Regions from separate parts of the Homo sapiens genome. Here region 2 is linked to region 1. A link is a loop called in an ENCODE intact Hi-C map of the cell type or tissue named here. Cell type or tissue: IMR-90. All regions are shown on one strand. Links, peaks and the distances in the headings refer to the core of each region. The heading gives the core; the rest is flanking DNA. Region 1 holds the start of MYG1 (MYG1 exonuclease). Region 2 overlaps CSAD (cysteine sulfinic acid decarboxylase).

Region 1 (11,014 bases), core at 2,581-10,580:
CAGGGACATGCACCTTTCGCCAGTTCCACAATCTCTCCACTTGGGTCCACCTGAAAGAGGGAGAGCATAGCTAGAAGGTTTAAGGTAGGCTGGGCATGGTGATCATGTTTGTAGTCACAACATTTTGGGAGGCTGAGGTGGGAGGATCAGTTGAGCCCAGGAATTTGAGACTAGCCTAGGCAACAAAGTAAGACCCTGTCTCTACAAAAAATACAAAAATTAGCTGGGTGAGGTGGTGTGTGCCTGTAGTCCCAGCTACTCAGGAGGCTGAGGTGGGAGGACTGCTTGAGCCTAAGAGGTTGAGGTTGTCTGCCACTGCACTCCAGGGTTTAGGGTAGAAGAAGCAGGAGTTCCTGTTGATTGGCAGTCAGTAATCCTCAAGCCATAATGCCTCCTCCAAGGCCTATACCTGGAATCGCTGGGCAAGGGCCTCTTCCACCAAGGCCCGGGCTGGCAGCCAGCTGTGTTGGTAGAAATCTAATCTCTGCAGAAACTCCTCTTGAACCAGATCCATTGCACGCTTGAACCCTGCCTGGGAATGATGAGAATTAGAACCATGATGCTGGCCCAAACTTGGAATTTGCTAGGGCTTAGGAGGAGCAAATGCTCCCATTTTCCCCCCACCCAAGGTTCTTACAGGTCTCCGGGTCTCCTCCCAGGCCACCTTACCTCAGTGTCTTGGTCGGGGTGGTTCCAGGTAGGATTAAGTCGAGCAACTCGTGCACTCAGGGTAGTGGTCAGTGCATATCGAGGCTCCCCCTCTGCCCACTGGGAGATCCCATTGTCCACAGCATCCACCTCCTCCACAAAGTTCTCATACATCTAAGGCAGCAGCAGGGGAAACCTTCTTGAGGCTACCTGCTACTTATGTGAAATCTTACATGATTCAAAGTATGTTCATACACACTCTTTCAGCCCTGTGAGGATCTCTCAACATTAACTGGATGAGAAAAGGGAGAATTGGCAAGTTCAGCAGCTCGCTGAAGCTCAGACAGCTCGTTGTGCTGTGACTGGAATTCAGATCACCTGATTTCTAATCCATGCTCATTCTGCTGCACAAAGCCCAAACCAAAGCCAACACGTGTAGGGAGGGGACTGCTAACTTTTGAACAAGGAAGGTCTCTAGGTGCTAGAGGCTCTCTGTGGGAGTGGGTCCCTGTGGCTGAAGGCTGGTAAATCTCCAGGTGGGGTGAGTAGGTATTCAGTGACACGGTTAATGAGGTGCAGGAGCGGCTCTGGTTGAGAACACAAGTCAAGTGGGAGAAAATGAGTGTGAGACTAGACACCAAAAGCTGGTTGCTGGGTTAGGGTTCCAGGGAAGCCCATAATGTGCCTCATGACATCAGCAGTTGTCTCCTGGGTCTGAATAAATGGTAGGATAATGCCTCAAGAGTCTCGGGGCAGAAACTTTATGCAAAATTACCCTACAAAATAGGCCTCCATAACAGTACACCTGTGGTATGTAGAAAAGTGCTACTCTCAGAGCACTGAGAAAGTAACTCCTATGCCCAGCTCTTCTTGGTTTGGATCCCAACCTGATGCTCAGTTAAAACATGGGTTTAGGCCGGGCGCGGTGGCTCACGCCTGTAATCCCAGCACTTTGGGAGGCCGAGGCGGGCGGATCACGAGGTCAGGAGATCGAGACCATCCCGGCTAAAACGGTGAAACCCCGTCTCTACTAAAAATACAAAAAATTAGCCGGGCGTAGTGGCGGGCGCCTGTAGTCCCAGCTACTTGGGAGGCTGAGGCAGGACAATGGCGTGAACCTGGGAGGCGCAGCTTGCAGTGAGCCGAGATCCCGCCACTGCACTCCAGCCTGGGCGACAGAGCGAGACTCCGTCTCAAAAAAAAAAAAAAAAAAAAAAAAACATGGGTTTAGGCTGAGGTGGGAGGATCACTTGAGCCCAGGAGTTTTTGAGTCCAGCCTGGGCAGCATAGCAAGACCCTCTCTACAAAAAAATTAAGATATATAATTAGCCAGGCATGGTGGCATGCACCTGTAGTCTCAGCTACTTGGGGGGCTGAGGTGGGAAGACTGCTTGAGCCCAGGAGTTCAAAGCAGCAGCAAGCCATGATGGCACCACTGGACTCCAACCTGGGCAACAGTCTCTCAAAAAAAAATACGGGTTAAATTTAGTCAATTGTTGCTGGGATTAGTGGCTCACGCCTGTAATCCCAGCACTTTGGGAGGCCAAGGTGGGTGCGTTACTTGAGGTCAGGAGTTTGAGACCAGCCTGGCTAACACGGTGAAACCCCGTTTCTACTAAAAATAAAAAATTAGCCAGGCGTGGTGGCAGGCGCCTGTAATCTCACCTACTTGGGAGGCTGAGGCAGGAGAATCGCTTGAACCCAGGAGGCGGAGGTAGCAGTGAGCTGAGATTGTGCCACTGCACTCCAGCCTGGATGACAGAGCAAGACCCCGTCTCAAAAAAACAAAAAAAAACAACAACAAAAATTTAGTCAGTTGTTTAGAAACCCTTCAGCAGTGGAAGGGAAAACTGACCCAGGCAGTCTAAAATCTTGATATTCCAAAAACTCTATAGTTACAGAGGGCAGAAAATGGGCAAGCTAAAACTGAGAACTGATGGGCCGGGTGCAGTGGCTCAGACCTGTAATCCCAGCACTTTGGGAGGCTGAGGTGGGCAGATCACGAGGTCAGGAGATCAAGACCATCCTGGCTAACACGGTGAAACCCCACCTCTACTAAAAATACAAAAAATTAGCCGGGCATGGTGATGGGCGCCTGTAGTCCCAGCTACTCGGGAGGCTGAGGCAGGAGAATGGCGTGAACCCGGGAGGCGGAGCTTGCAGTGAGCCAAGATTGCGCCACTGCACTCCAGCCTGGGCGACAGAGCAAGACTCCATCTCAAAACAAAAAACAACAAAAAAACTGAGAACTGAATTCAACAGCCTACCTGCAAGAAATACAGCTGACTGAACCTGGGCTTTGACTTGTAAACAAGTAAGTGTCCTCAGTACTGTGCGACCTGACTTGCATGCCAGGGCCACTAGCCATATTCTTTCCCTAAGAGCAGGAAGCTGCTTGCAGGGGACACTGGTGGAATCCAAAGACAGTTTCATAATAAAACTCTTCTCAGCTGAGCTTCCCAATTTATGTGCCACTAGTGAACTACAGTGGTGCCTAACATACACTCCCCTCAACCTTCAGGGCAGCCAGAACCTCTGAGCCATCTGCTTCCACACATAAGCAGCCTCCCCTCTGTTTACCCAAAGGTGCTGAGCAATTGCTGTTTGTGTGTGTCAATAAAAAGACGGGGCCATGCTGCTTTATGGTTTTCAAAGCCCTTCCCCATATATTACAGCATCCACTTCTCACAACCACCCCAGGATGTAGACAGGGGAGGTATCACCATTCCCTTGTGAGATGAGCCTGACTGAGGGAGAGGATGAGTGTTGGGCCTGCTATAGGCCAGGAACCCTGACCCGAGGCCCAGTGCTGAGTGCTGTGTGAGCACTGCTCCCAGGCGGCCTGCTGGAAATGCATGTGGGGGGCATCTCTGTCCTCAGGTCCCCACCTTGTCATAGAGGGTGCCCACCATGCTGTCCTCTTCACTAGTGCCCAGCAACTGGGCCAGCAGCTTGTGCCCGAAGTGCAGATAGATGAGTCCCGCACTGCTCAGCTTGGTCTGCCACGGCTTCCCAGGGGACAGGGAGCTCATGGTCTCTGTGAAAGACCTGAGGAGCATAGGGAGGTGGGGCTGAGGTGAGGGACCTTGGCTAGAGTCTCCATGCATTCATTCAATGGTTAACTCAATGCTTCCTATCTGCCACATTTTATGTTTTATTAGACATTAAGGATAAAAAACCAAGACACTGTCCTTGCTTTCAGATTCATCTGCCGGAGGCCGACAAACACAACCCCCTGAGTACTCTCACTAGACGAGACAAGGGAAAGGAAGGAAGGGATGAGGAAAGGGTTCAGAGGAGAGCCTTCAGGTCAGTTCTGAAAGATGAATTAGTGGGTGTCCACCAGATAGACAAGGGGTGAAAGAGAAAAAGCATTCCAAGCAGAGAGAACAACATGAATGATGGCTGAGAGACAAGTGTCTTGATGGAACTTCAGCAAAGGCAGCTCAGGTGTGAGAAGTGAATGGCAAAAGAAAAAGCTGGAAGGGCAGGCAGGGCCAGACCATCGGACTTTATCTGTGGGTAATCGAAGTCATTGGGGGATTTTAAGCAGGCAGGTGCATGTTACAGCATTGCACCAGCCAGCATGGAGAACAGATGCAAGGAGATTACCTGCAATGGTTCAGGTGAATAAAGAAGGCAAGAATTTGAACAGCAGTGGGGCAGAAAATAGAGAAAAGATATAACAGATGTTAGGGAAGCAGAAACTACAGCCATGATTTCTAAATACCAGTCCATCTCAGAATTACCTAGGGAGCTCCATTTGTTAACTGACTTTTATTATTAAATATTGAGTAAATACAGGCTGGGCTCAGTGGCTCACACCTCTAATCCCAACACTTTGGGAGGCCAAGGCGTGATCACTTGAGGTCAGTAGTTTGAGACCAGCCTGGCCAACATGCTGAAACTCTGTTTCTACTAAGAATGGAAAAATTAGCCGGACATGGTGGCACACGCCTGTAGTCCCAGCTTCTTGGGAAGCTGAGGCAGGAGAATTACTTGAATCTGGGAGGTGGAGGTTGAAGTGAGCTGAGTGCCACTGCACTCCAGCCTGGGCAACAATAGCGAAACTCCATCTCAAAAAAAGTAAAAATAAAAAAAATGAGGCTGGGCATGGTGGCTCACACCTGCAATCCTAGCACTTTGGGAGACTGAGGCGGGTGGATCACCTGAGGTTAGGAGTTCAAGACCAGACTGGCCAACATAGTGAAACACTGTCTCTCCTAAAAATACAAAAATTAGCTGGGCGCCTGTAGTCTCAGCTACTTGGGAGGCTGAGGCAGGAGAATCACTTGAACCCAGCAGACGGAGGTTGCAGTGAGTCGAGATCACATCACTGCACTCCAGCCTGGGTGACAGACGAGACTCCATCTTAAAAACAATTTGATAAAAGGAAGTGGTCAATAATGCCAAGTGCTAAAGAGATCAGTTGAGACCCTTTACCAGCTCCCTGGTTTGGTGCTGAGGTAACTGGTGCCCTTCTGCCGAGCAGTTCCAGAGAAGACACTGGGAGAGTGGGCTTGAGGGGAATGAACTGGAAAGGAACAGGTGAAGCCACGGTCAGCTGTTTTTTGAAGGGTGGCTGAGAAGCAAGGGTGAGAGCTTAGGCTGTAAATATTGGGAGGGTTTCTTCCTGACATCATTTATAATATGTATGCTAAAAAAAGAAAAAAGGAGAGAGACTTAAAACATCATAATCCCTCTCTCCAAGATAATTACTTCTCGTGGTGTGGTATAATTGAGGGAGGGTTTTGTTTTTACACCTGTGTTTCTTTTCAAGATGGAAGATACTTGAGAAGGGTTTTAGGCTGTAGGGAAGGAGAGGCAGAGACACTAGTGGAACTGTGACATGAAATCCCAGAGGATAGGCCAACAGTGGCTCACACCTGTAATCCCAGCACTTTGGGAGGCCAAGGCGGGGCAGATCACAAGGCCAGGAGTTCGAGACCACTCTGGCCAATATGGTGAAACCCGTCTCTACTAAAAATACAAAAATTAGCCGGGTGTGGTGGTGGGTGCCTGTAGTCCCAGCTACTCGGGAGGCTGAGACAGGAGAATCGCTTGAACCTGGGAGACAGAGGTTGCAGTGAGCCGAGATCGTGCCACTACACTCCAGCTTGGGCGACAGTGGGAGACTCCGTCTCAAAAAAAAAAAAAAAGAAAAGAAAAAAGAATCCCAGAGAAGAAAGTAATAGACTGGAAACAGGACAGAGGATTAACCTCCAATAGAAGGGAAGAAATTTCCCTTAGTTGGTAGGAGGGAGCTGAGGATGTTTGAGGTGGGAGACTGAGGAAATGCTCAACTTCTTTTGAAAAGAGGCAGGGACACTCAGTTTGATGCGGTAGAGGCTTGAGGGAGAAGAAAAGGATTGGAATGGGCTACCCTTGAGCAAGAAGGATTTCCCTTTGGAAGGGTGTAAATGAAGTAGAAAACTTCACACATCTGAACTGTCACCAACTGCCACAATCATGTGGGCCCAGCAGTTAGGTGCAGCAGCAAGGGCACCAGAATGGATTAATCACAGATGGGTTTATTTAGTTGGGGTGATGAAGTTGCTGATGGAAAAAAAGCCTTGGCTAAGGAAGGAGATGAGATAAGGGGCCTGAGGGACTCCCTGGGAACCAAAGGAGGTCCCAGGCCAGGGAGATGGGTGAAGAACAGGCAGGGCCGGAAGGATGATGTAGTCCTAGTGGGAGTTTGATTTCAGTGATGAAGCAGTTCTTTTCGCTGACGCGGACTACGGCAGTGGATGGCTGAATTGGAGCACAGAGGAAAGCTGAGGTCAAGGAAGTTAAATAAATGGTATCTGAGAACCTACCTCTGGTGATGGTCATATCGGTGTCTCCGAGGGTCGTACTCGCCCCCCACGTCCACCACGATGTCACAGGAAGCGAGTTTTTCGGGATCCCGGGTCCGCACAATCTCTGCATCCTGCGAGGTACACAGGGGTGAAGGGGCTGCCGGGTGTCGCCGGGTAGGGGATTAATGCTGGACTTCAGGGAGGCAGGAAGGGTAGGAAGGGTGCTTGGGCTGCCGGGCGCTATCGGAGTGACCCTGTTGGCGGAATGCCATCCACCCCGGAGGCATGCATGCACGCAGTCCCAGGGTCACTTTTCGCGGACCGTACCCGGTACTCCGGCAGGAGGCGAAGCAGTGCGCATGCCAGTGCCTCGTCGCAGTGGAAGGTGCCATTGTGCGTCCCGATTCGGGGCGGTGCCATGAGTTTGCTGCGGGATCGTTTTGGGGGCGGGACGGACTCTGGACCGAGCATGCGGTGCCGGGTATACAGGGGTGGCGGCGGCAGCAGCAGCGTTAAGAGGCCGCGCAGGAATTGGTGTCCCATAAGCAGCTCCCTGCAGGGAGGCAGGAGCGCCGACCCGGAAGAGGAAGCGCCAGCGCAGCCCCACTTCCGCTTGCCAACCGTTCCCTTGGCAACCAGCTCTGCAGAGTGAGCAGCAGCAGACTCCCAGCCTAGGATTTCTTCCAGCTGGTCAAAGGGCCCTGCGATGGAGCCTCCAAGAGGCGCATCGCATCACCCCTGCGCATCAGGCTCTGAGACGGGGCCCACACTCTCGACCACACCCCCCATCTCATCACCAGTCCCTTGCTTAATCCAAGAAAAGACCAACATTCTGCCCAGCTGGCACATTTATTGGCATTAAAACACAAGACCCTTCCCATCACCAGGAAGCCACGCCCAAAGGGTGTCCCTCTGCCCCATTTCTGCAAAAACTCTCAGGCCTTAGCAGTAGCCTGAGCTGCCCCCAGGGCTGTGAGCTGCTGAATCTTCTGACTCATCATTTCCATGACGGCTGTGGAAAAAAATAAGAGTCAAAGGTTAGAAGCAAAAAGGAGAACCTAGAGTTAAGGAGAAGTGACAGGCAAGTTTAAGGACAGGCGACCGACTAACTACAGTTTGTTAATAACCTTTTTTTTTTTTTTTTGAGACAGAATCCTGCTCTTGTCACCGAGGCTGGAGTGCAGTGGCACGATCTTGGCTCACAGCAACCTCCGTCTCCCGGGTTCAAGCGATTCTCCTGCCTCATCCTCCCGAACAGCTGGGATTACAGGCATGCACCACCATGCCCGGGCTAACTTTGTATTTTTAGTAGAGATGGGGTTTCACCATGGTGGCCAGGCTGGTCTTGAACTCCTAACCTCAGGTGATCCACCTGCCTTGGCCTCCCAAAGTGCTGGGATTACAGGCGTCAGCCACTGCGCCTGGCATTGTTAATAAAACTTTAACTCAGTGATCCACTGTGGGGTCACTAACACAAATTTAGGGTCTACAATGCATCGGTCAATATGCTAACACAGCTGGGTGTGGTGAGAATGAGACTCTTCTCGGAAAAAAAAAAAACCTGCTAACCAAAGATATAAAAACGAACACAATATGGTATTAAATGAGTCTGACATAATCAGAAAACTATGATGGGGAAAGATTTTTACCTTTGGAACACTGGTTCTGAATCCTGATTATAACAGAGGGGAGCTTTTTTAAAAAAAAACAGACCTTGGTACAACTTCCCCTCCTTTGACTTCCAAGTTGATTTAGTCAATCTGGAATGGGCCCAAGCTTTCTTTTTAAACTTCCTGAGTGATTCTCATGTGCAGTCGGGGTTATAATTGCTGGTATTTAGTTCGTTTGGATCATGATTCCTTCCTGTGTGTTCATCTCATTCCCCCATTCCATCGTCATTAAATAGGAGCTCCACCAAAGCACAAACATGATTTCCTTCCTCTAAATTTCTCAAACGCTCAACCCAGGAATCTACAGATAGTGATTATGCAATACACAGATTCTAAAGATGCCAAAGAGAAACTAAGACATAGTTTTACTCCAGCAAAGGGGACACCCCCGTGGTTCACACTGCAATCCATGTTCCTTATTATGGAGATAGGGTCAAGAGGTGCCCCAGGAAAAACTTACCCTGTTTCATGGCGTGCTTCTCCTGAAGAGCTGGTTGGATTTTCTCCATCTGCTTGGTTAGAAAATCTATCTTCCTCTTGAAGAAGTCCTTGGCATCCTCAGCTGTCTACAAGATCAGAGGTGAATAAGGGGCTAAAAGGAGACTCCCTCTGGCCATGCTGCGCTCTAGAGCTTCCCCTGAATTTCCCTTCCCTGTTTAGAGGGGCATCCACATGCTCTCACTCACCTTCTCTACATAGTACCCAGTTCCCACATCGATGAGCACGTGTTCCACATCATGCAGCTTCCCAGGGACATACATCTGAGAAGCAAGAATTAAGGGAAAAACTAGCCAGCCCAGCATGAGCCATGATTCCGCCAGCCAGCCTGCTTGGCCTCCAAAGACCCTCTTTTTCCAAAAAGCTACAAGGCATAAGGACTGAATAATCTGGAGGCCTTAGAACAATACCTATAACTCCAAATGGAAAGAAGACAGAGAAGTTGGTTCTTTAAGGAGAAAATGATGTATGCTGGAACACCCTCTTGTCCTGCCTCATCCCATCTCTCACTCTCTAAGCAGTTCTTGCAATTCTTCCCATTAGCCCCTCCAGAAAGACTAGACATGTTTTCCTACTGTTGTAGAGTACTACAAGTAAAAAGCCAGCCTCATTTCCCTTAATGCCCTCAATCATGAAGTAGCTAATTCCTGACAAAGTCAATGTTTTGTTTGTTTTTTGCTTTCTGAGACAGAGTCTCGCTCTATCGCCCAGGTTGGAGTGCAATTGCCCGCTATCGGCTCACTGCAACCTCTGCCTCTCGGGTTAAAGCAATTCTCCTGTCTCAGTCGCCGGAGTAGCTGGGATTACAAGCATGTGCCACCACGCCTGGCTAATTTTTGTATATTTAGTAAAGACAGGGTTTCACCATGTTGGCCAGACCGATCTCTAACTCCTGACCTCAGGTGATCTGCCAGCCTTGGCCTCCCAAAGTGCTGGGATTACAGGCGTGAACCACTGTGCCTGGCTAATTTTTTTTTTTAAACCATTCCCTACTACACACTACTATTCCTGTGTTCCTTTTAGCCTGTCAGTTCTGAGACTACAGATTAAAGATGCCCTACTGCCATAACTTGCTCATTCAAATAAAACACTGAACAAGTGAACACAATCCAGGTTTCTTAGTGACAGTTTAGAAATGAGCCACAATTAAGCTGAAGTTGAAGATTAACAGAGCCAAGCTCCCTGTTTCTATATCCTCCTATTTTTGTCTATTGCCTGTATCTTCTAAGATATTAGCAAAGTGTAAACCACCAGCTTTATCTCCATATTAATGTTCTCAAACAGCAAAGGGAAATATTACATCTCAACTATACATACTCCTTGGTGTTCACAAGACATTAGCTGGATGTTGGTGTGAAGTCAGATAAAAGAGCTACAAAGTGTGTAATAAGAGTATTCTTGGCCGGGGGCAGTGGCTCACGCCTGTAATGTAATCCTAGCACTTTGGGAGGCCGAGGCAGGCGGATCACGAGGTCAGGAGTTCGAGACTAGCCTGGCCAATATGGTGAAACCCCCAACTCTACTATTAATACAAAAATTAGCCGGTCGTGGTGGCGCGTACCTAAAGTCCCAGCTACTCGGGAGACTGAGGCAGAAGAATCTCTTGAACTCGGGAGGCGGAGGTTGCAGTAAGCCAAGATCTCACCATTGCGCTCCAGCCTGGGCGACAGAGCGAAATTCCGTCTCAAAAAAGAAAGAAAAAAAAAAAGGGTATCCTCAAAATCATTGTGAGGAGAGGGTAATCTGAAGTAATCAAAACAATCCCCCTCCCCGCTTTTTGGGGGAGTGAAGGAGAAAGGGAGAAGGCAGCAGGTAGCCGTTCCTGTGGAAAGGATACAGAACTCGTCAGTGGGACGAGTAATTCTTTCCCTGTGAAAGCAATGAAGACAAACACCTGGGGAAGGTTAGCGGCTCCAACGTAAGACGTTAAAGAGAGTTCCAACAGGGCACAGCACCCACAGACAGTGTGAAAAGAACGGAAACAGGGGCAATAGGAGCAGAGGAATGTCCTGTACTTTTCAATTCTAGGCAGGCAACATGCAAAGGGTTCATGAAGCGGTATACGATATGTAATGGATTTTCTCGTTTCAGGTAAGAAAAACTGGGTTAGGAGGTGGGACGAGAGAAGCAGGTTCGCCACTTTAGGTTACCCTCACCCGCCTACCCCATACCCTCGTTGCTCTTGTTCAGCACGTTCAGACAGTCCTTGGCTTCCACATACTTGGTCTGTACCACTTTGAGCTGAGCAATGGACGTGGACAAGAACTCCACTTCCTACAGAGGACCGGGATAGCGGGTCAATGAGAGGACTAAGGGGAGAAAGGAGCGCGGCCGGGGAGGGGGCAGGTCCTGGGATCGGATAGAGGTTTCGCCTGGGAAAGGTAGGCTGCCAACTTG
Region 2 (11,014 bases), core at 2,030-10,029, 140 kb after region 1:
ATCCATTTATCTGTTTGGGTTGCTGTTTGGAATCTCTTTGAGACCCTGCTTTCAGTGTTTTGGGTGTATACTCAGAAGTGGAATTGCTGGAGCATATGGTAATTCTATTGAATTTTTTTGAGGAACTGCCATACTGTTTTCTATAGTGGCTGTACCAGTTTACATTCCTGCAGTGCACAAGGGTTCTAATTTATTCACATCCTTGTCAACGCTTGTTATTTTCTTCTTCTTCTTTTTTTTTTTTTTTTTTTGAGATGGAGTCTTGCTCTGTCACCCAGGCTGGAGTGCAGTGTCGTGATCTCGGCTCACTGCAAGCTCCGCCTCCCAGGTTCACACCATTCTCATGCTTCAGCCTCCCGAGTAGCTGGGACTACAGGCTCCCGCCACCACGCCCAGCTAATTTTTTTTTGTATTTTTAGTAGAGACGGGGTTTCACCGTGTTAGCCAGGATGGTCTCGATCTCCCAACCTTGTGATCCACCCGCCTCGGCCTCCCAAAGTGCTGGGATCACAGGCGTGAGCCACCGCGCCTGGCCAACGCTTGTTATTTTCTGTTTTGTTTTGTTTTTTTTTTGAGAGAGGGTCTTGCTCTGTCACCCAGGCTGGAGTGCAGTGGTGCGATCATGGTTCACTGCAGCCTCGACCTCCTGGGCTCAAATGATTCTCCCATCTCAGCCTCCCAAGGAGCTAGGACCACAGGCACAGGCTGCCACACTTGGCCAATTTTAAAAATTATTTTTGGTAGAGACACATCTCTACCAAAATTCCATTTCGCTGTGCTGCCCAGGCTGGTCTCAAAACTCCTAGGCTCAAGCCATTCTCCCACCTCAGCCTCTCAACAGTACTGGGATTACAGGCATGAGCCATGCATCCCCTCATTTTCTGTTACTTTGATAGTAGTTATCCTAATAGGTGTGAGGTGGTAACTCATTGTAGTTTTGATTTGTATTTCCCTAATGATTAGTGATGGTTGAGCATCTTTTCATGTGCTTATTAGCAATTTATTTATCTTTATTGAAAAAAGTCTAGTCAGATCCTTTGCCCATTAAAAAAATTATGTTGTCTTTTTATTACTGAGTTGTAAGAGTTCTTCATATATTCTAGATGCAAGTCCCTTATCAGATATATGATTTTCAGATATGTTCTTTCCATTCTCTAGGTTGACTTTTCACTTTTTTGAAACTTTTATTTTGGATTCAGTAAGTACATGTGCAGGTTTGTTATAAGGGTATATTTTGTGATTCTGAGGTTTGGGGCACGATTGAACCCATCACCCAGGTAGTGAGCATAGTACCCAATAGGTATGTTTTCAACCTTTTCTCCCCTCCCTCCCGCTTCTTATAGTCCCCACTGTCTTTTGTTCCCATCTTTCTGTCCATGTGGACTCAGTATTTAGCTCCCACTTATGAGAACATGTGGTATTTGGTTTTCTGTTTCTGTGTTAACTCACTTAGGATACTGGCCTCCAGCTGCATCCATGTTGCTGCAGAGGACATGATTTCATTCTTTTTTATGGCTGCATAATACTTCATGGTTTGTATATGCCACATTAAAAAAAATCTAATCCACTGTTGGTGGGTACCTAGGTTGATTCCATGTCTTTGCTATTGGACTTTTCACTTTTTTGATAGTGTCCTTTGAAGTACAAAGGTTTTAAATTTTGAAGTCCAATTTATCTGTTTTTTCTTTGGTTGCTTCTGCTTTTGGTGTTATATTTAACCTAATCCAAGCTCACAAAGATTTACTCCTATATTTTCTTCTAAGAGTTTTATAGTTTTAGCCCTGGGATTTAGGCCTGTGATCCAATATGAATTAATTTGAGGGTGTGATGTGAGAAAAGCATTCAAACTGCATTGTTTGCATGTGGATATCCAGTTGTTCCAACACCATTTGTTGAAAAGACAATTCTTTCTTTAATAAATTGTCTTGGCATCCTTGTTGTAAATCACTTGACTGTAAATGTGAGGGTTATTTCTGGGTTCTCAGTTCTGTTCCACTGATCTACATGTCTATCCTGTAGACTACATTGTCTTGATTCAGCTGTAGCTTTGTAGTATGTTTTGAAATCAGGATGTGTGAGTCCTCCAACTTTGTTCTTTTCTTCAAGATTGTTTTTCGCTAGTCTGGGTTTCTTGAATTTCCATATGAATTTAAGATCAGCTTGTCCATTTCTGCAAAGAGGGCAACTGGGATTTTGATAGGAATTGTGTTCATTCATCAACATGAAACATATTTTCATTTATTTAGGTCTTTAATTTCCACAGTGTTTTGTAGTTTTCAGAGTATATGCTTTATACTTCTTTTGTTAAATAGATTAAGTATTTTATTCTTTTTTGGTGTTTTTGTAAATGAAATTGTTTTCTTAATTTCATTTTTAGATTGTTCATTGCTAATGTGTATAGAGATACAATTGATTTTTGTATATTCTGTCTTTTGGAAGAGTTTGTGATCTGTTACCAATTTTTCATTAAATGTTTGATGGAATTCATCAGCAAAGCCATCTCTGCCTGGGCCTTTCTTTTCTTTTTAACTTAAAAAAAATGGAGACAGGGTCTTGCTCTGTTGCTGAGGCTGGAGTGCAGTGGCACGATCAGGGCTCACTGCAGCCTTGACCACCTGGGCTCAAGTGATCCTCCTGCCTCAGACTCCCACTGTGGTAGATTTTTTTTGTTTGTTTTTGGAGACAGGGCCTCACTCTGTTGACCAGGCTGTAGAGCAGTGGTGCAATCATGGTTCACTGCAGCCTTGATCTCCCAGGCTCAAGTGATCCTCCCACCTCAGCCTCCCAGGTAGCTGGGACTATAGGAGTGCACCCCTATACACCTGTCTATTTTTTTTCTTTTTTTTTTTTTTGAGACAGAGTTTTGCTCTTGTTGCCCAGGCTGAGGTGCAATGGCGTGATCTTGGCTCACAGCAACCTCCGCCTCCCGGGTTTAAGCCATTCTCCTGCCTCAACCTCCAGAGTAGCTGGGATTACAGGCATGTGCCACCATGCCTGGCTAATTTTGTATTTTTAGTAGAGACAGGGTTGTTCCATGTTGGTCAGGCTAGTCTCGAACTCTGGACCTCAGGTGATCCGCCCGCCTCGGCCTCCCAAAGTGCTGGGATTCCAGGCATAAGCCACCACGCCCAGCCTATGTATTTTTTTTTCGTTTGTAGAGGTGAGGTCTCACTAGGTTGCCCAGGCTGGTCTTGAACTCCTAGGCTCAAGCAATTCTCCTGCCTTGGCCTCCCAAAGTGCTGGGATTACAGGCATGAGCTACCACATCCAGCTGTAGTAGTTTTAAAAATTACTAATTCAATTTCTGCATAAACTTTTGTACTATTCAAATTTATTTATTTATTTAGAGACAGAGTTTCACTTTGTCACCCAGACTGGAGTGCAGTGGCACAATCTTGGCTCACTGCAACCTCTGCTGCCCAGGTTCAAGTGATTCTCCTGCCTCAGCCTCCTGAGTAGCTGGGATTACAGGCGCCTGCCACTGTGCCTGGCTAATTTTTGTAGTTTTAGGAGAGACAGGGTTTCACCATCTTGGCCAGGCTGGTCTTGAACTCCTGATCTCGTGATCCACCCGCGTCGGCCTCCCAAAGTGCTGGGATTACAGGTGTGAGCCACCGTACCCAGCCTATTTATTTATTTTTGAGACAGAATCTTGCTCTTTTGCCCAGGCTGGAGTACAATGGTGTGATCTTGGCTCAGTGCAACCTCTGCCTCCCGGGTTCAAGCGATTCTCATGCCTCTGCCTCGGCTTCCGCCTCCCAAGTAGCTGGGATTACAGGCGTGCACCACCACACCCAGATAATTTCTGTATTTTTTAATAGAGACGGGGTTTTGCCATGTTGGCCAGGCTGGTCTTGAACTCCTGGCCTCAAGTGATCCACCTGCCTTGGCTTCTCAAAGTGCTGGGATTACAGGTGTGAGCCACCGTGCCTGGCCTATTTGTTTATATTTTTTGAGGCAGGCTTTCATTCTGTTGCCCAGGCTGGAGTGCAGTGGCAAAATCATAGCTCATTGTAACCTCAAACTCCTGGGCTCAAGCAATCCTCCCATCTCAGCCTCCTGAGTAGCTGGGACTACAGGCATGCCCACTACACTTGGCTAATTAAACAAAAAAATTTTTTTAGAGATGGGGTCTTGCTATTTTGCCCAGGCTGGTCTTGAACTCCTGGCCTCAGGCAATCCTGCCTTGGCCTCCTGAAGTGCCGAGATTATAGGTGTGAGCCACTATGCCTGACTCAATTTTTTTTCAATAGCATTGGATCTTCCAGTAAAACATTCAAGTTCTTTGAGAGTATGAGCTTTGGAAATGAAAACCTAGGTTCGAAGTCCATCTCTGCAGCTTCTGCTTGGATCTTTGAATCTCAGTGTCCCTGGCTGCACATTAAAAAGGACAGTAACACATTGTTGTGAGGTTGAAATGGGCCATTTTAGGCATGCAAAGAGCTTAGAGCTGGGCCCAGCATCAGGCTCTGAGTAGCTTTTGAGATGACTTTACATCTTTCTCCCTCTACATTTTGGCAACAGGGTGCTGTGCCGTTCCTGGTCAGTGCCACCTCTGGCACCACTGTGCTAGGGGCCTTTGACCCCCTGGAGGCAATTGCTGATGTGTGCCAGCGTCATGGGCTATGGCTGCATGTGGATGTGAGTGGGACTTCGGCTTGGGGGTGCGGTGGGGTGGGCTGAGCCAAGGCCAAGGCCCACGTTGTTCCTCCTGCTCCACAGGCTGCCTGGGGTGGGAGCGTCCTGCTGTCACAGACACACAGGCATCTCCTGGATGGGATCCAGAGGTGCATACAGTCCCCTTCTTCCCAAATCCCGCCCTTCAAACCATTGGTCCAGAGAATCATCATGGACTAGGGAGTTTAACATGGCTGGGGTAGGAGGCTGAGGGGAGGGGGACTGGAGAGAGGATTGATTGGAGCTGGGAGGTCAGACATGGCAGTTCTTCCTGATGCTGGGGTGAGGGTGAGACCAAAGCCCCTTTGCTGGGGACCTGGAAAAGGAGGAAGGGCTCTGGTTGGGCAGCTGGAGGAGGAGCCACTGACCTGCCTTTGCTCCACCCCATCCAGGGCTGACTCTGTGGCCTGGAATCCCCACAAGCTCCTCGCAGCAGGCCTGCAATGCTCTGCACTTCTTCTCCAGGATACCTCGGTGGGTCTGCCCCTGCCCCTGCACCAGCCCCACCTCTCTCTGGAGCTCTGCCTTCTCTATCCCACCTTAGATAAAGTTCAGGCCTTTCTCTATTCTCTTTACCATCCCTTCTGAAGCTGCATCTCAGCTACCACCCTAACCTGTATTAGGCTCCTTCACTCCCCCAGTGGCCTCTCTTAAAAGAAAAGTTTCCAGCTTGAAGTTGGAGTCAGAGGTATCCTGGAGTTTCTAGCTTGAGGTTGCCATCAGAGTTTGGGAAGAACCCTGGGTATTGGGAGGAAACCCAAAGAAAGGTGTTGGAGCCAGCAGGCAGCCGTCCCAGCAGTGCCATCTGGCTCCAGGGAAAGAAGAGGGTATCCTGAGCTAAGACCCCCACAGTGCAGCCCTGGAGGAAAGCCTCGGTGGAGAGGGTAGGGTCTGACAATCTCCTCACCCCCACACAGAACCTGCTCAAGCGCTGCCATGGGTCCCAGGCCAGCTACCTTTTCCAGCAGGACAAGTTCTACGATGTGGCTCTGGACACGGGAGACAAGGTGGTGCAGTGTGGCCGCCGTGTGGACTGTCTGAAGCTGTGGCTCATGTGGAAGGCACAGGGCGATCAAGGGCTGGAGCGGCGCATCGACCAGGCCTTTGTCCTTGCCCGGTAGGCGGGAGGAGGTGGGGGGTCGTCCCTGTTCCCCTCTCCTGGGTCCATGCCCCTCCCTCTTTCCTGCTCCCGGGATTACTTTTCTCTCGGTCTCTCTGTGGCTCATTCTACGTGGGCCTCTTCTGTCTGGATCTCTGCTTTTCCTCCCCGCCTATGGTTTCTCACTCTCTGTTCACAGGTACCTGGTGGAGGAAATGAAGAAGCGGGAAGGGTTTGAGCTAGTCATGGAGGTAGGACCCCTTTCTATTTTGTGGCCCCTGCCCCAGCCTAGCTCTTTTGCAGCCCCCAAGCCCCAACTAAAGCCCTAGTGGAGGGAAAAGGGCAGGGAGAGGGGAAAGGGGCAGGGAGAGGGAAAACGGTCCCCCTTTCTCAGCTCACACCTTCCTCTTTCTCATTCCTCTCAGCCTGAGTTTGTCAATGTGTGTTTCTGGTTCGTACCCCCCAGCCTGCGAGGGAAGCAGGAGAGTCCAGATTACCACGAAAGGCTGTCAAAGGTAGGCGTGCTGTGCTGCTCTCTTTACCCGTTAGGGAGCTGATGCAACTGATGCGCTTCTGCCCCCTGTTGGCTGGGAGTGGCATGGCAGGTCTCCTTGCTGGTCTCTTGCTCTGAGGCGTGGATGCTCTCTTTTCGGTAGGGGTGGGGATGGGGAGGAAGGTATGTTTCTGGGAAGTAAGAAGCAGCGACGTGTGTTACAGGAGAAGTCAGAGAAGTCACCAGTGTGTAGTACACAGAGCCTTGTGCTGGCAATTGGGCTGGGAACTCAGGCCCAGGACAGATATGAGGCAGAATGATCATGGAAAAGCCTTATTACCCGTGCTAGGGACACAGCAACCCGAGAAAGCCAGTCTAGAAGTGCCATCTGGAGGCGAGGAGCTGTGTTATATCCTGGTCCCTAAAGATAGAGTGGTACTAGGTGCTGCAGATGATCTGAAAGGACAAATGTTCTTGCCCTTATGGAGTTGTTATTATAAGGCAAGAGTTACCTACTTGGAAGCAATGTGTTCAAGGCAGTGTTGTAAATTACTTGCTAGATCACAGGGCACAGATTAATATTATCAAAAATATTACAGGAATTAAGAGAGGGGAGAAGAAGGTGTTGACTAAGGCTTAGATGACCAAGGCTTGAAGTTAGACTAAAGCAGTGTTAGGAATCAAGAGAAAGTCAAGATTTGGCAGAAAATGTCCCACAGGACAGATTTCTTGGAGACAGGAGAAATGGGGAGAAAAGCAGAAGATAGCGAAGGCCAAGCAGGTTAGATATGACAGAAAGGTAAACTGAGGCCAAGGTCAAGGTCTGAGCAAGGTGTGCTACCCCCAGAAGGTGGCTGGGTGGGAAGGAAAAGCACCTCTGGAAGCCTGGCAGGACAAGAAGCCAGCCTACCTGTCAGCCGACCCAGGCTGCAGCTGGAATCTCTCTCCACCCTTCCACAGGTGGCCCCCGTGCTCAAGGAGCGCATGGTGAAGGAGGGCTCCATGATGATTGGCTACCAGCCCCACGGGACCCGGGGCAACTTCTTCCGTGTGGTTGTGGCCAACTCTGCACTGACCTGTGCTGATATGGACTTCCTCCTCAACGAGCTGGAGCGGCTAGGCCAGGACCTGTGAGCCTTCTCTGTCTTGCTGCCGGCCTTGATACCACCCCTCACCCGCAGAGTCACTGCATTCCCTCCCAGCCTTTGAGGCCGGGTGCAGTGGCTCACGCCTGTAATCCCAGCACTTTGGGAGGCCGAGGCGGGTGGATCACTTGAGGTCAGGAGTTCGAGACCAGCCTGGCCAATAAGGTGAAACCCTGTCTCTACTAAAAATACAAAAATTAGCCGAGCATGGTGGCCTGTGCCTGTAAACCCAGCTACTCAGGAGGTTGGGGCAGAATTGCTTGAACCCAGGGGGCAGAGGTTGCAGTGAGCCGAGATTGCACCCCTGCACTCCAGGCTGGGCAACAGTACGAGACTCTGTTCCAAAAAAAATAAAAAAGAACAGCCTTTTTAGGCCACAGTGACCTGCGCAATGTTTATATGCTTTGACCTACTAACTTTCTCCTAACTAAATATTTGATTTTAGGAGAGTGTTTAAATAAATTACAGTATGTCTATATGATGAAATGTTATTTTGCCATTAAAATTTTGTTTACAAAGATAATTTTTATTGACATAAAAATAACTTTAATGTAATTTATGTTGAAAAAGCTGAATACAAGTCTTTATATAGAGTAATATTTGAGCTGTGTTCAAAAATACATAGGAAAAGACTGATAAAATGAAATATGGCAAAATGTTAATAGTTTTCCCTGGAATAGGATAATAGGCAATTTTAAAACAGACTCCTTTAAAAAAACAAACAAACAAAAAAAACATAGACTTCTTTATATCTTTTGAGCTCCCTCCCTTTTATTATGTAATGAATATGTGTTGCTTTTGTAATAGGAAAATAATAAAGTTAAAATTTCAACTGCATTCTTTTGGTATGTTTTTAAAATTTATTAACATTCAACCGGCCGAGCACAGTGGCTCACGCCTGTAATCCCAGCACTTTGGGAGGCCGAGGCGGGTGGATCACCTGAGGTCAGGAGTTCGAGACCAGCCTGGCCAACATGGTGAAACTCCGTCTCTACTAAAAATACAAAAATTAGCCAGGCATGATGGCTGGCGCCTGTAATCCCAGCTACTCGGAAGGTTAAGGTGGGAGAATCGCTTGAACCCAGGAAGCGGAGCTTGCAGTGAGCTGAGATCACGCCATCGCACCTTAGCCTGGGCGACAGAGCGAGACTCTGTCTCAAAAAACGAAGCAAAACAAAACATTCAATCAAATAATGAGGATCTTTATTTTTTTTTTTAAACAAGATGTGGCCAGGTGTGGTGGCTCATGCCTATAATCCTAGCACTTTGTGAGGCTGATGTGGGAGAATCGCTTGAGTCTGGGAGTTCAAGACCAGCCTGGGCAACATAGCAAGACCCCATCTCTAAAAAAAGAAAAATTTTTTAAAATTAGCCAGACATGATGGTGCACACCTGTGGTCTCAGCTGTCTCAGAGGAGGTGGTAAGATTGCTTGGGCCCAGGAGGTTGAGGCTGCAGTGAGCTGTGATTGCATCAGCACTCCAGCCTGAGTAACAGCGTGAGAATTTGTCTCAAAAAGGTAAAATAAAAAAGCATGTGTAAGAGAGGAACAATGTTTTTTTTTCCCAAAAACCTTTAATGGGAGAGAAAAAAGCAGAGTTGATATACCTAATGTAAATGACGAGTTAATGGGTGCAGCACACCAACATGGCACATGTATACATATGCAACAAACCTGCACGTTGTGCACATGCACCCTAGAACTTTAAGTATAATAAAAAAAAATACGTATATATAAAAAAAAGAAAAAAGCAGAGTCACCCTATAATCAATTTTACTTTGGTGACATTGAAACAAAATGGGTACTGATTGGATCTTGAGACCAGAGCCTTATGTAATTATCAATCTTGAAAAATCTTAACATGCACACAAAGATTTTTCTTCTGAAATTTAAACAATAGAAAAGTTAACAATAAAGACAACTAACCAGCAACCAAACCACTGTATGTCCTGTGGTTTTCTTACTGTCTTACATAAAAACATCATTTAACTTTTTTTTTTTGAGACAGAGTTTCGCTCTTGTTGCCCAAGCTGGAGTGCAATGGCGTGATTTCCGCTCACTGCAACCTCCGCCTTCCGGGTTCAAGTGAGTCTCCTGCCTCAGCCTCCCAAGTAGCTGGGATTACAGGTGCGTGCTACCACACCCGACTAATTTTTTGTATTTTTAGTAGAAATGGGGTTTCACCATGTTGGCCAGGCTGGTCTCGAACTCCTGACCTCAAGTGATCCTCCCGCCTCGGCCTCCCAAAGTACTGGTATTACTGGTGTGAGCCACCGCGCCCAGCCCATCCATTTATCATTTAAAATCCTAGCTGGTATTGCTTCTCACTCACTTTTTGGGAAAGAGATATTTAGCTACACAAGTTATTAAGGACAAGTGGCAAGACTACCAGAACTTTTTGTTATTTCCAGTTCCTAAAAATATCATTTATGGAAACAGTAATGTGGCCATGTAAAAGTCATCCAAAGTTATTTGAAGAGGCAAATACAGACTGTACGAACCATAGCAAAAGAACATCCAAATTTCCAACACAATTCTTTTGACCATTTGGAGAAAAAAAGCCTTTCATAAATTACTAGTAATTCCCCTATAAAATTGTGATTCTCATTATGAATGGTATTTTAATTTCCCCTAATAATAGAATTTTTGAGACCTTCAATGTAAACTCCAAACTCTACTCTTAAAGGATTCTGTGTATTTGCAAAATGTCTCAAATACAGAAAAAAAAGCTTCTTTTCAACTCAAAGCAAAGCCAGAAAACAAAAATAAAATCTTCAAATTCCTTGAATAATCTCCATTTGAGAAATATTTTAAAGAGAAGGCCAGAAGAACAGAACATAAAATCAGTTAATCACCTGTTTTTTTTTTTTTCCTTTTAACTTTATAAAACTGATGTTTCTTTTCCTCCTTTCCCAAAATTCAGCCTCGGAATCTCTGGATTCAATAATAGTATATGCTATATTTTAATTATTTATTTTTAAAGTTTCTGTCTCATCTAACTGGAATGTAAGCTCTGAGCGCAGAGAGCTTACATTTTGCTACCTCCCAAAATAGTGTCTGGTGCTTATGAGGTGGTTACTTTGTTGAGTGAATGGTTCATGAGCTCCGGGAACTAGTTGCCTTCTCTCAGTTATACAACATTTTTTTTTTTTTTTTGAGTTGGAGTCTCGCTCTGTCGCCCAGGCTGGAGTGCAGTGGCGCGATCTCGGCTCACTGCAAGCTCTGCCTCCCGGGTTCACGCCATTCTCCTGCCTCAGCCTCCCGAGTAGCTGGGACTACAGGCGCCTGCCACCACGCCCGGCTAATTTTTTTGTATTTTTAGTAGAGAGGGGGTTTCACCATGTTAGCCAGGATGGTCTCGATCTCCTGACCTCGTGATCCGCCTACCTCAGCCTCCTACATAAAATAGAGACAGGGTCTGGCTATGTTGCCCAGGCTGGTCTCAAACTCCTGGGCTCAAAGCAACCTTCCAGCCTCAACCTTCCAAAGGGCCAGGATTCTAGGCAGAGCCGCCACACCCAGCCAGTCACACAACTTGTAAGTGGTGGAGTCAGAAACTAAACTCAGACCATCTTATTCTGGTTCTTAACCATGGATCTG

The links. Peaks named below come from ENCODE experiments on the same cell type or tissue, not always from the same donor. Only the 100,000 strongest peaks of a DNase experiment are listed, where the experiment ranks them.
Region 2: a loop joins it to region 1, with 3 times the contacts of the local background. A loop is called at or near these places in 30 of 110 quality-filtered maps.

Annotation. Positions count from the first base shown.
Region 1 is chr12:53,295,716-53,306,729 of GRCh38, reverse strand. PFDN5 (prefoldin subunit 5) reads right to left here. Exons shown (of 6, transcript NM_002624.4): 2 at 10,789-10,891; 3 at 10,455-10,486; 4 at 8,806-8,880; 5 at 8,580-8,685; 6 at 7,280-7,461. The coding sequence ends at 7,385. MYG1 (MYG1 exonuclease) reads right to left here and starts at 7,035. Exons shown (of 7, transcript NM_021640.4): 1 at 6,777-7,035; 2 at 6,468-6,580; 3 at 3,537-3,696; 4 at 670-822; 5 at 410-532; 6 at 1-50. The coding sequence starts at 6,992. RefSeq lists enhancers at 6,811-6,990, 7,061-7,120, 6,931-7,225, 7,131-7,230, 7,271-7,360 and 3 more. In IMR-90, for the core only: a CTCF peak has its summit at 6,794; DNase peaks (open chromatin) are centred at 6,289, 7,069, 7,429 and 8,329; H3K4me3 peaks cover 1,821 bases; H3K27ac peaks cover 4,345 bases.
Region 2 is chr12:53,154,900-53,165,913 of GRCh38, reverse strand. CSAD (cysteine sulfinic acid decarboxylase) reads left to right here. Exons shown (of 17, transcript NM_001244705.2): 11 at 4,525-4,641; 12 at 4,723-4,787; 13 at 5,070-5,151; 14 at 5,595-5,794; 15 at 5,976-6,027; 16 at 6,202-6,291; 17 at 7,230-8,251. The coding sequence ends at 7,403. Among named protein-coding and RNA genes, the nearest start is that of ZNF740, 20 kb to the left of the region's middle. RefSeq lists a silencer at 363-526 and enhancers at 5,860-6,487, 6,861-7,361. In IMR-90, for the core only: a CTCF peak has its summit at 6,358 (motif pointing left); a DNase peak (open chromatin) is centred at 6,333; H3K27ac peaks cover 152 bases.